2 separate regions of the Mus musculus genome follow, and region 1 is linked to region 2. The links are chromatin loops, found by intact Hi-C in ENCODE. Cell type or tissue: gastrocnemius. All regions are shown on one strand. Links, peaks and the distances in the headings refer to the core of each region. The heading gives the core; the rest is flanking DNA. Region 1 overlaps Exoc6 (exocyst complex component 6). Region 2 has its middle 17 kb from the start of Gm32294.

Region 1 (5,382 bases), core at 136-5,135, 54 kb before region 2:
ATGATTTTTTAAAGATTTTATTCCTGTGTTTTAATTTTAGCAAGTAGGGATGCACAAAAACACTCTCTTCCACGCAGTTCAGCTTTGTAAGCACGGACAGAACCCATTCTCTTCTGCATCTCACACACCAACGCCAAGCATTCAGGTCTAAGAGGTTCTGTAAATTGTGGTCTAGTATTATGGGGCTTTGGGGATTTAAACAAGGGAATTAGCTTTCAAAGATGCCTTTTTGAATTATTTGTATAGGACTCCACCTAGTGGTTTAAAATGAGAAAATTAACATCTAAAGGGTGAAGTAAAAATTAACGCTTTTATTACCAACCGTAATCTGATAAGCTGACCTGCGTCTGTGTTCTGATAGGTACCACAAGAAATACTTTACGATTTTATTTTGGTAAAGGAAAGGTGAAAAAAAGTTATGTTTTTACAGAAATGTAACAAAGGATTCATTTCTGGTAACAGTCATTTTTAATCATAAAGCACACAGTCTTGTAGCATTTTCAATATTTTTTTCTTTCACTGTGTTTTCATGATAAAGAATAAGTTCATCATACAATATCTAGGAAGAAAATAAAATGTACTGCCTCCCAAAACATAATTATTTTTCCCTAAAACACCATTTAAACATTTTGTAATAAGAAATATAATTGGCCAAAAAAAAAAAAAAAAAAGAAGAAGAAAGAAAGAAAGAAAGCCAGGTGTGGTGGTGGTGCACGCCTTTAATCCCAGCACTCCGGAGGCAGAGGCAGGCCTGGTCTACAGAGTGAGTTCCAGGACAGCCAAGGCTACACAGAGAAACCCTGTCTCGAAAAGAAAGAAAGAAAGAAAGAAAGAAAAGAAAGAAAGAAAAGAAAGAAAGAAAGAAAGAAAGAAAGAAAGAAAGAAAAGAAAGAAAGAAAGAAAGAAAGAAAGAAAGAAAGAAAGAAAGGAAGGAAGAAGGAAGAAAGAAGGAAGGAGGAAAGAAGGAGGAAGGAAGGAAGGAAGGAAGGAAGGAAGGAAGGAAGGAAGAAAGAAAGAAAGAAAGAAAGAAAGAAAGAAAGAAAGAAAGAAAGAAAGAAAGAGCAAGCTGGTCCAGGCCTAGGTCTGCAGTGTTATGCCAAAAGACACTACAGTGGCCACCACAAAACTTTAATTGCTTTCAAGAAAGAGAAAGGAGAAAGACTCACAAACGCTAAAAACTCAGAGAAACCCAGCCAGCATCTCTGGGCACTAGTGATCCTACCTTCAGCTTGTGGTGTCAAATCTTTCTAAAACCTTTTTGAGAAGAAATTTCGCAAACACATCTCTGGCAATACTTTAGGAGCCACTGACTTGAGGCCCGTGAGTCCCTTTTCTACCTCTTCAAATATCAGCCTCAAGGGCACACTCTGGCCAGGTCCTCGGCTCACACAGGAGGCTGAATCTGCATCTCTAGCAGTGAAGCCCGTCTCATGCCCTCCCTCCTCTCAGGGTGAGCGGCTTGCTACCTTCTAGCCAGTTCTTCTGATGCCAAATCAAGCTTCGTCTCCAGCATACCATTCTTAGTATATTTCTAATATACACTTAATATTTCATATTCATGAAATTGCTTATCATTTATCTTTAAGTAATCTCAAGTTTAAATTTAATTCTTAGATTCCGAATACCACTCTTATTGCTATCATAAGTTTTCATCCTTGGCTATTAAGGATTGAGAATAATTCAGTCTCTTCAGAAGCACTTCAGAATCCACCTGAGACCTGGAGCTGCAGCCAGAGATGGGCCTGTAAACCTCAAGTCTTTTCCAGGCTCTGGGTTTTCAGGGACAACTATGTAAACACCAATGAGGTAAATAAAGCTTTATTTAAAAATAGTGAAGAAGAGGCCATGTAGGAGAAAGGCTCTTTATTTAGTGTTTTTTTTTTTAAAGAAAAAAAAATCACATGATCTGGAATTATTTTCTTTTAAACAAATATCAGATCCCATCTAACTTAAATTAGCAAGACATTTGCTTAAGAAACTACTTAATTCAGGGGGAAGATTCCATTACAAAGATGCTTTATCCTACATATGCCTCAATATAGCTTACATTTCTTTCCAGCTTCAGCTCAAGACAGCTCCTTCGGCATTTTACACTAGATAACTCTCCAATCATGCAACTTTGACAAGCCTTCCACACAAAGTCTATACTATCTTTTTCACTCGAAAACCACATCAACTTTGTTTAGTGTATTTTTATCTTCTCAGATACTTGAGAAATGATGAGGTCTTCCACCTTTATATTCAATTCAGAAGTGTGAGGATATAAAAAGAGTTAGTCACCAGAGGGCGCTCTTCACCACCAGGTGAACCAGCAATCTAACAACTGCCTCAAAGTACATCAATCGAACAGTCTAATTGACCTCTGAGAAGTATAAAAGCAAAATAAAAATAAGATTTCTCTTTTGTTTTTGTTTGTTTGTTTGTTTATTTGTTTGTTTGTTTTGCTGACATAGGGTCTCTCTGTGTAATTCTCGCTGTCCTGGACCAGGCTTACCTTGAATTCATACAGATCTGCCTGCCTCTGCCTCCCAAGTGCTAAGATGCCTGGCTAGATTTTTCTTTTTAAAGCTATTTTTATCTTGTTACTTATTACTTTAAAATTAGCATTTACGTGGTGAGACAGAACTATAAACACAACAAAAATTCTCCCAACTCAAGCTTCTATAAGAGTGGCCAGCCCTGCACAGGAGACAACTCTGTCTGTTACCCGCTACCTGACATTTAATTGCCATATGGTACTGAAAGAACACACACACACACAAACACTTTATCAAATATTACATTATAGTCACTATTTGACTTTAAAATAAATGTATAAAAAGTATGTGTATTATATATATATATCACAGGCTGATAAAAATCAGCACTGACTTTAATTAGATGAATTGAATATCAAACTGTGCTTCGTTTTTCTAGATCGGCACTAAATACCTACAAATAGATTACTTGATAATTTATTCATGGTGTGTGTGGATGATGCTAAAGACATGGGTTAGTAAAACAACTGAAGCTTTCTAACAGAGGTATGAACTGTTTCACCTACTTCATCTTTCTGTATTTACCGTGATGTATGTATGTTATGTATGTATGTATGTGTGTGCACATGCACCTGTGCCATGGTGCACACACAGAGAACAGTTTGAAGGAGCTTGCTCTCCTTCTACCATATGGATTCCAGGGATTGAACTCAGGTCAGCAGGCTTAGCAGCAAGCCCCTTTACCAGCTGAGCCATCTCATCAGCCAATTTGTACAATGACATTAAAAAAAAAAAAAAAACTGGGAAGCACCACCTGACAATCTAGAGATAAGTCCCTAAAGCCAAATTAAAATGGGAAGACTATGTGGAAACATGATGCTGATTTTGCAAGCTTTCCCCCCAAACCATCTATAATAATGAACTGCTAAAAATTAATATAACAACAATAACACAAGTAAAGGTTAAGGTATCCTGAAATTGGCTGGACAGTCAAATACTAATGAGGTATTCTCTGGCTGCAAAGTAATTGGGAGTTTCTAAGAACTTTGTGGGAGGAGCTATAGAAACACAAGATCCAACTTCTTTTGTTAATCCTGGAAAAGATTTCTAGTTTATAAAACACGTACGTATTCTTTGTATGTTTGCCTGGGAAACAGTTTATCTAATTTGCTACATACACATGCTCTTAAAAGGCTTTATAAGGAAGCTAGTAACAAAGCTCAGAGGTTAGGAGCCCTTGTTGCTCTTACAGAGCTCCCGGCACCCACACAGTGGCTTAAACCCATCCATAACTCCAGTCCCAGGCCCTTTTCTGAATTTTGTGGCACCAAGCATGCATGCGGTGCACAAACATACATGCAGACAAAACACACATAAATCTAATAAAATAAATGTAATGCTTTATAAGATAATGGCTACCTGATTCCTCACGTTCGTTTGAAATTTGAAATATTCAAAAATGTTTCTCCAGGCGTGGTGGTGCATGCCTTTAATCCCAGCACTTAGGAGGCAGAGGCAGGCGGATTTCTGAGTTTGAGGCCAGCCTGGTCTACACAGTGAGTTCCAGGACAGCCAGGGCTACGTGGAGAAACCCTGTCTCGAAAAACAAAAACAAAACAAACAAACAAACAAAAATGTTTCTATTAACAGAGCTAACATACCCCACCCCACTGTAAGGTAAGAAGGGGATTGAGCCACTGGTCTTGCCCGTCTGCAGCACCAGAGCAGGAAACACATTGTGAGACTTATCTGGCTTGCCTGGGCTCCCTGAAGAAGCAAGGTCCAAAAAAATGAAGGGATACTTTCTTAAATTTCTGATGTTGAATTTTATTTGCCTGTGTTCCTCGGTGTGAAGTTCCTGTAATTCGTCCTCACTAATAGTACCCTATCCCCATGTACAGGAAACATTAGTTAACATTAGTTAACATTACTTCCTGTGCCCAGCGCTGACACCCCTGTGACTGGCATTAGCTCTCTGCAGCACTGGGTAATACACAGCACACTCACTAATGGACATCCTGTGGGAGAGCTGAGGTGTAATCAGCCCGCACAGACTTGGCAATAGACTTCCTCCTTCCTGTTGTCACATTCCTGACCACAGAGATGTCTCTTCCTGTTTACTATTGGACTGCTTGGTAAAACGCAAAGGGCGAGAAAGGGCAGCACCCAACTTGGGTCACCTTACTTGTCCTCTAGAATAAACAACTGCTAACATCATTTTAAATTTAAAAACCTCGAACAATTAAATAGACTAATGCTTGTGGATAGAGACTGCTTTCCTAGAACAGTTTAGAAAATTTAACAAAAATACCAGGTGGTATGGGGCAGACCTAGCACCCATTCTGCCACTAGCTTTAAGGTTGAACTATAACACTTTGCCAAAATCCCTCACAGCAACATTCATTTACACTTAAGAAGAATGTGCTAAAGAGTTGGCTTCTCGCCAAAACAGCAAAAAGACTAGAATGAGAACCTAAGGACTAGAATCTCTTTAAAACCCACCGTTTAGAACTGCTGTGCCAACAGGAAAAGCACAAAATTCAAACTGCAAAATGTCTCTGAAACAGTAATAAGGAGAGCTCAGAATATATGGGCTACGGCCAAGGCGAAAGCAGATGCAAACTAAAATCACCTGAGAAAAACTCACTGCACCGCATTAAACAATTACATCAATTAAGCAAAGGGTCCAAATCTGAAAAGCCAGAAAGTGAATAGAGGACGGACTCCTCAGTCATGAGAGCAGAGTCAGGAAATCATCCGCTACCACACCAAAAGGCAGGCTTTAAAAATTCAAAAAAAAATTCAACAGACCAAGGCCAGGGGACGACTTCATTGGTAAAATGCTTGCCTCGAAAGCACAGCGACCTGAGTTTGATCCTTACAACCTGCATTTTAAAAGCCAATG
Region 2 (5,382 bases), core at 288-5,287:
CTTTTCCTACTCCGCCTCCACTCTAGGTCCAACCCCTTGTAAAGCCAATGTGTCCCCTAGCAAAGAATACTTGGGACACTTTGCTTTGAGAACTGCTGGGGATTTGGTGTGGATCAGAGGACATCGAGAGGCAGGCTGTTTAAACCGCTTGTTTAATTTTCCAAACTCTGCCAGGTATGCCATCTCCTTCCTAAAAATTATATAATTTCCACCATTACAAAAAAAGACTTCCTTCGACTGTTTTCTCACAGTAATGGTCTTAAATAAATAAATAAATAAATAAATAAACATCCTAAATTTTCATTAATGGTTAAATAGACTAAGGACAGCCTTAAAAAAAATAAGGCTGGTAAATCTGTCCATGAAGTCATAATTTGGCAGATTGAAACAAGAAAGGTAGATAGAAAGAAATATATGTCACATTGTTGTTGTTGTTGTTGTTGTTGTTTCTGCACTACTGGGAATGGAACCCACAACCTTAAGTATGTAAGGTAAACTCTCTCTCTCTCACTGAGCTACATCTCCAGCCCTTACTTTGCTGGGTTTGAAACATCAAATTTGCCTTTCTGGATATGGATAGTCTTATACATATAAAAGCAGGGAACCAGATCTCAGGACATGACAATGATAGCAGTAGCTGCTTCTAGGGGGAGAGTAAGGCAAGGTGGTTGGTTGTCTTAGTTAGGGGTTGTACTGCTGAGAACAGACACCATGACCAAGGTGGGATCATGGCAGCGTCCAGGCAGGTGTGGTGCAGGAGGAGCTGCGAGTTCTACAATTTCATCTGAAGGCTATTAGGAGAAGACTGGCTCTCATGTAATTAGGAGGAGGGTCTTAAAGCCCATGCCCATAATGACACACTTCCTCCACTAAGGCCACACCCACTCCACCAAGACCACACCTCCTAATAGTGGCACTTCCTGGGCCAAGCATATTCAAACCACCACAGGGTTCAAAGGGGCTTCTAATGTGTTCCCTGCTGGCTAGTTTTCATAGCACTGCTTGCTATATGGACTGCTGGGGGAGATGCCCTCAGTGGTATCCAGCAGCAAATCCTGAATACTACAATACAGACGTTCCGGGCAGGAGGTATTACTGGTAAAATAGTGGTATGACTGTTAATAGGGACAACCAACCCACTTGGGATTGACTTGAGGCCTGCTCTACTAGAGGGAGTTCATGCCTGGAACGGTAAACTTAATCAAAAGCCCACATGTGGGAAGGTCATAGGCCCTAAGGGCACCTTCCTCGGTTGTTTTACAGAACGGGCCCTTTCTCAAACTGCTTCTAAATACTTTTGATCCCGTATATTAGTACTGCTCTCAATCTAGGCCAGAGAAACTTCTCCAACAGAGGCCTGCAAACTTGCCCTTCAATAGCCCTAGGGAAGGCCAGCACACATTCCTGCCCTCCTCTTCCTCAATTTAGCACCAAGAAAGACAGGCACTCAACGGCTCAATTTAAATGACTTTTCCCCCCCATGTTATCTATTCTGAATACAGTATTCACTTCTTAAAAACAAAAAAGCAAACAAACAAACAAAAAAAAAAAAACCAACTCTGATTTGGATTTCTGTCCCTTGTTCTCTTTTAAAGTTAACACCTCGTTCTCGGAACTCCACAAACTCCCAGAAGCCTCCTCTCCGGGCCTGCCCTCCTCTCCGCTATCTTATTAGGTTCTCTGCAAACGCTTCCTAGAAAACCATCTCCTACAACACTGGTGATTTGGATATCAAACCATTTCCTCTTGTGCTCTGATTTCATTTTCAAGTTCTCAGTTCTAGGCTGTTCGGGGGCTCTGACTTGTTCCAAAAAAAGAAAGTGAAATGATCAGAGCAAGCCAGTCCTTGATTGCAAAAGTTCTGGAAACTCCTGGCCTCGGAGCGATCGGTTCCTAAAAGCAAATTGTTCCTCAAATTTTTAATAGATAAATGAAAATAAATAAATATAAATAAATAAATTAGCCAGACTCTCCTCTACTTTCTTTTTTGTTGTTTTTGTTTTGTTTTGTTTGTTTGTTTTGTGTTGTTTTTTGGGGGTTTTTTGGTTTGTTTGTTTTTTGGTTTTTGGGTTTTTTTTGTTTGTTTGTTTGGTTGGTTTTTCTGAGACAGGGTTTCTCTGTGTAGCCCTGACTGTCCTGGAACTCACTCTGTAGACCAGGCTGGCCTTGAACTCAGAAATCTGCCTGCCTCTGCCTCGAGAGGGCTGGGATTAAAGGCGTGCGCCACCACGGCCCAGCTCTCCTCTACTTTCTTAAAACAACAACAAAAACAAAACAAACAAACAAACAAAACCCTTTTTTTTTCTCTTTGATTTTCTTAATATCCTAAACAATGAACTTTAATAAACAAAAGAGGTGACAGAACCTAATATTTATTTACTGTGTGCCTGATACAAACTAAGCACTGTACCAACATTCAGCATTTAATAGTTTTAATGATAACTCCTGAGCCCTGCTTTGGGGACACCAGCAGTTCAGGCTCTTATGTTTGTAGTTTTTGTTGTTGTTGTTTTCATGTTTTGTTTTTTTTTTCCTGTGTGTACCCAGGTTCCCCATACCCAGTTTTGAATATTCACACCCCAACTCTCTAATCTTTTTGCTAACACCTTGTAGTTTGGCCCTTGATTATTTCGCTCAGTGATTAGCGCCTCTACAATAAGTGTTAATCTCTCTTTTAAAATACCTCAAAGCTCTTGTCTACCCTTTCCTAAATGTTGCTGCCCCAGTCAGGGTATTCCAGAGAGGCTATCCCTATTGTGAGCCCTATCAACAAAGGCATTTCCCTTGTACACGATCGGCTCGGGGAAAGCCTGTTTCAAATCTTGTGGCTCAGTTAAAATTTAGTATTCCACTTCCAGGTCGCACCCACAACATACTGCAGATTCCTATTATGGGTAGCTTGTTACTGCTGAAGGCACAGACTGATGCAGCAAGAGTAGCAAGTCGACCTCTAGAGGGCGCCCTCGGCAGTTGCATCCGGGAAGAGTGGCTCCAAGTCTGAGCGAGCCGAGATAGCACCCTGAGGGGGTTCAGTGGCACTAGTGTAGGAGCTGGAGCCTACTCTACAGCAGCCAGAGCAGCTGCCAAAGCTCTGCCGACCAGTGTGAGAGCACCACCAGCACTCTGTATCCAGTTTTCTCCTATAGTGTTCATGAACTGGTATATGAACGAAGTTGGTCTCTAAAGGCCGTCTAGAACAACGGTTCTCAACCCGAGGGTCGCACCGGGGTCACCTAAGACTACTGGGAAAGCACAAATATTTACATTACGACTCATAACAGTAGCAAAATTACAGTTATGAACTAGCAACAAAAAATAGTTTTATGGTTGGGGATTACCACAACATGAGGAACTGGATTCAAGGGTCGCAGCATTAGGAAGGTTGAGAACCACTGATCTAGTGGGGAGCCCTTAGCAAGCACCCCGCATGAGGAAGGACTAGCAGGAGAAGTTAAGTTTTCCTTTTATATTGAAGAGAGTGGCTTTCATCTTCCGTGGCAGGTGGTCAGTTTTCATTTGGACCATGGAAGTTCTAACACTTAGTTTCCAACAAAGGTTGTTTTTCCCCGTCTGCCCCACCTCTACATCAGACTTCTGGGGGGACTTATCTCCTTATAAAAAGTACTCAAATTTTATCATTTGTGTCATTATTGCAACTAACTTTATTATTTCTCTTTACAGCACACACCTTTAAGGTGCGATCTACTTTTGTATCAGCATGCGTCCCACTCACCCACTCTTTGGTATCCATACAGCAAACATTCCCAACCCATTTTACAGGTCAAAAAGTGGAGGTCCAAAGAGACTGAAATTACACAGCCATGTACTGAGTGAAGTTAAGAATTTAAGATTGAGCCGGGCATGGTGGCACAAGCCTTTAATCCCAGCACTCGGGAGGCAGAGGCAGGTGGATTTCTGAGTTCGAGGTCAGCCTGGTCTACAGAGTGAGTTCCAGGACAGCCAGGGCTATACAGAGAAACCCTGTCTCGAAAAATCAAAAAACATAAATAAATAAATAAATAAATAAATGAATTTAAGATCACTGAGCGTGGTGTAGTAGTACACCCCTTTAATTCTAGCACCCAGGAGGCAGAGGCAGGGGTTCAAGACCAGCCTACTCTACACAGAGACTTTCTGTCTGAAAACCAAAAGATAAATAAATTAATAATAATAATAAATACAATAATTTAATGGTACATTGTTCAACTTCCACAACTAAGAGCATATCACCAGCTCCTTTGGGTCTCCTCCTGTGCCGTCATAATTGGTGTGAGCCAATTCATAGCAGCAGAAAAAGAACTAGAAACAACCAGCACGTATCACTGCTGCATGGGGCTAGGAGAGCGTGCATCTGTCCATTGTCAAGACAAATGGGACAGGGAACCCCAGAACCAGACATAGTAGTTGTAACCAGTTGTGAGTCATGGAACTGGAGCAGAGAAGCAAGAATTCCAAAGATAGAGTCAGGGACAACCATGGAAGGACATGTCGTTTTGATATTCTTCACCCTCATGTTCACCTAGACCAGGTAGACCTGGACCAATGAACCCTGAGATAGTAAGTATGTGATATCAAGCCAGGTTTTAGGAGGAAGCTACAGGGGCAAAGTCAGCTCCATTTGCTCCAGCTTTTAACTAGTGAGAACTGATGAGCAAGCTTTCTGAAGAACTGAAACAGAAAGAGAAAGGCTTATTTAAAAGGAATGTGTGATTGAGCTTTGTGGCTCCTGCCTTTCATCCCAGCATCCCACGAGGCAGAGGTACAGTCATCCTGTGAGTTTGAAGCCAATCTGGGCTATGTAATGCATGCATTCCAGGCCAGCTGTGGTTGTATAGTAAGATCCTGTCTCAATGCAGACTGTAATTGGATTGTGTTGATGTACCTATAAGAAGGAGAAGAGGTATCAGAGAGCTGTCTGGCAGAGAATAAGGTATTTGAAGCAAGAAAGCACAAAAAGACGCCAAGTCAGGAGCCAGTGAGTCCCTCCCTGGCTTTGGACTTTTAGCTTCTAAAACTGTGAGAAAATCAATTCTGTTAATTTGGACTCCCTGCCTGTAGTTTTTCTCATACTCTCTAAAGCAGACTAACAGCCACCTGTAAGCCTCAGATCCTTTATCTGAAAAACTGGGACAGTAATGTTACCCTTGCCGTAGTGTTGAGGACATTAAATGAAACTCTGTGTGTGTGTGTGTGTGTGTGTGTGTGTAGTGTTTAGAAAGATGACAGTCATACAATAAGAGCTAATTAATAGGATCTGTGTAATAAAATTATGGCATGAGATGATGTAAGAACTCTTGACATAGCCGGGTGGTGGTGGCACATACCTTTAATCCCAGCACTAAGGAGGCAGAGGCAGGCAGATTTCTGAGTTCGAGGCCAGCC

The links. Peaks named below come from ENCODE experiments on the same cell type or tissue, not always from the same donor. Only the 100,000 strongest peaks of a DNase experiment are listed, where the experiment ranks them.
Region 1: a loop joins it to region 2, with 2.1 times the contacts of the local background. A loop is called at or near these places in 5 of 42 quality-filtered maps.

The regions. Positions count from the first base shown.
Region 1 is chr19:37,560,854-37,566,235 of GRCm38, reverse strand. The region is part of intron 1 of Exoc6 (exocyst complex component 6); the gene reads right to left. Among named protein-coding and RNA genes, the nearest start is that of Exoc6, 13 kb to the right of the region's middle. In gastrocnemius, for the core only: CTCF peaks have their summits at 249 (motif pointing left) and 2,273 (motif pointing right); a DNase peak (open chromatin) is centred at 2,290; H3K27ac peaks cover 2,577 bases.
Region 2 is chr19:37,507,501-37,512,882 of GRCm38, reverse strand. No RefSeq gene overlaps it. Among named protein-coding and RNA genes, the nearest start is that of Gm32294, 17 kb to the right of the region's middle. In gastrocnemius, for the core only: a CTCF peak has its summit at 2,949 (motif pointing right); a DNase peak (open chromatin) is centred at 2,972.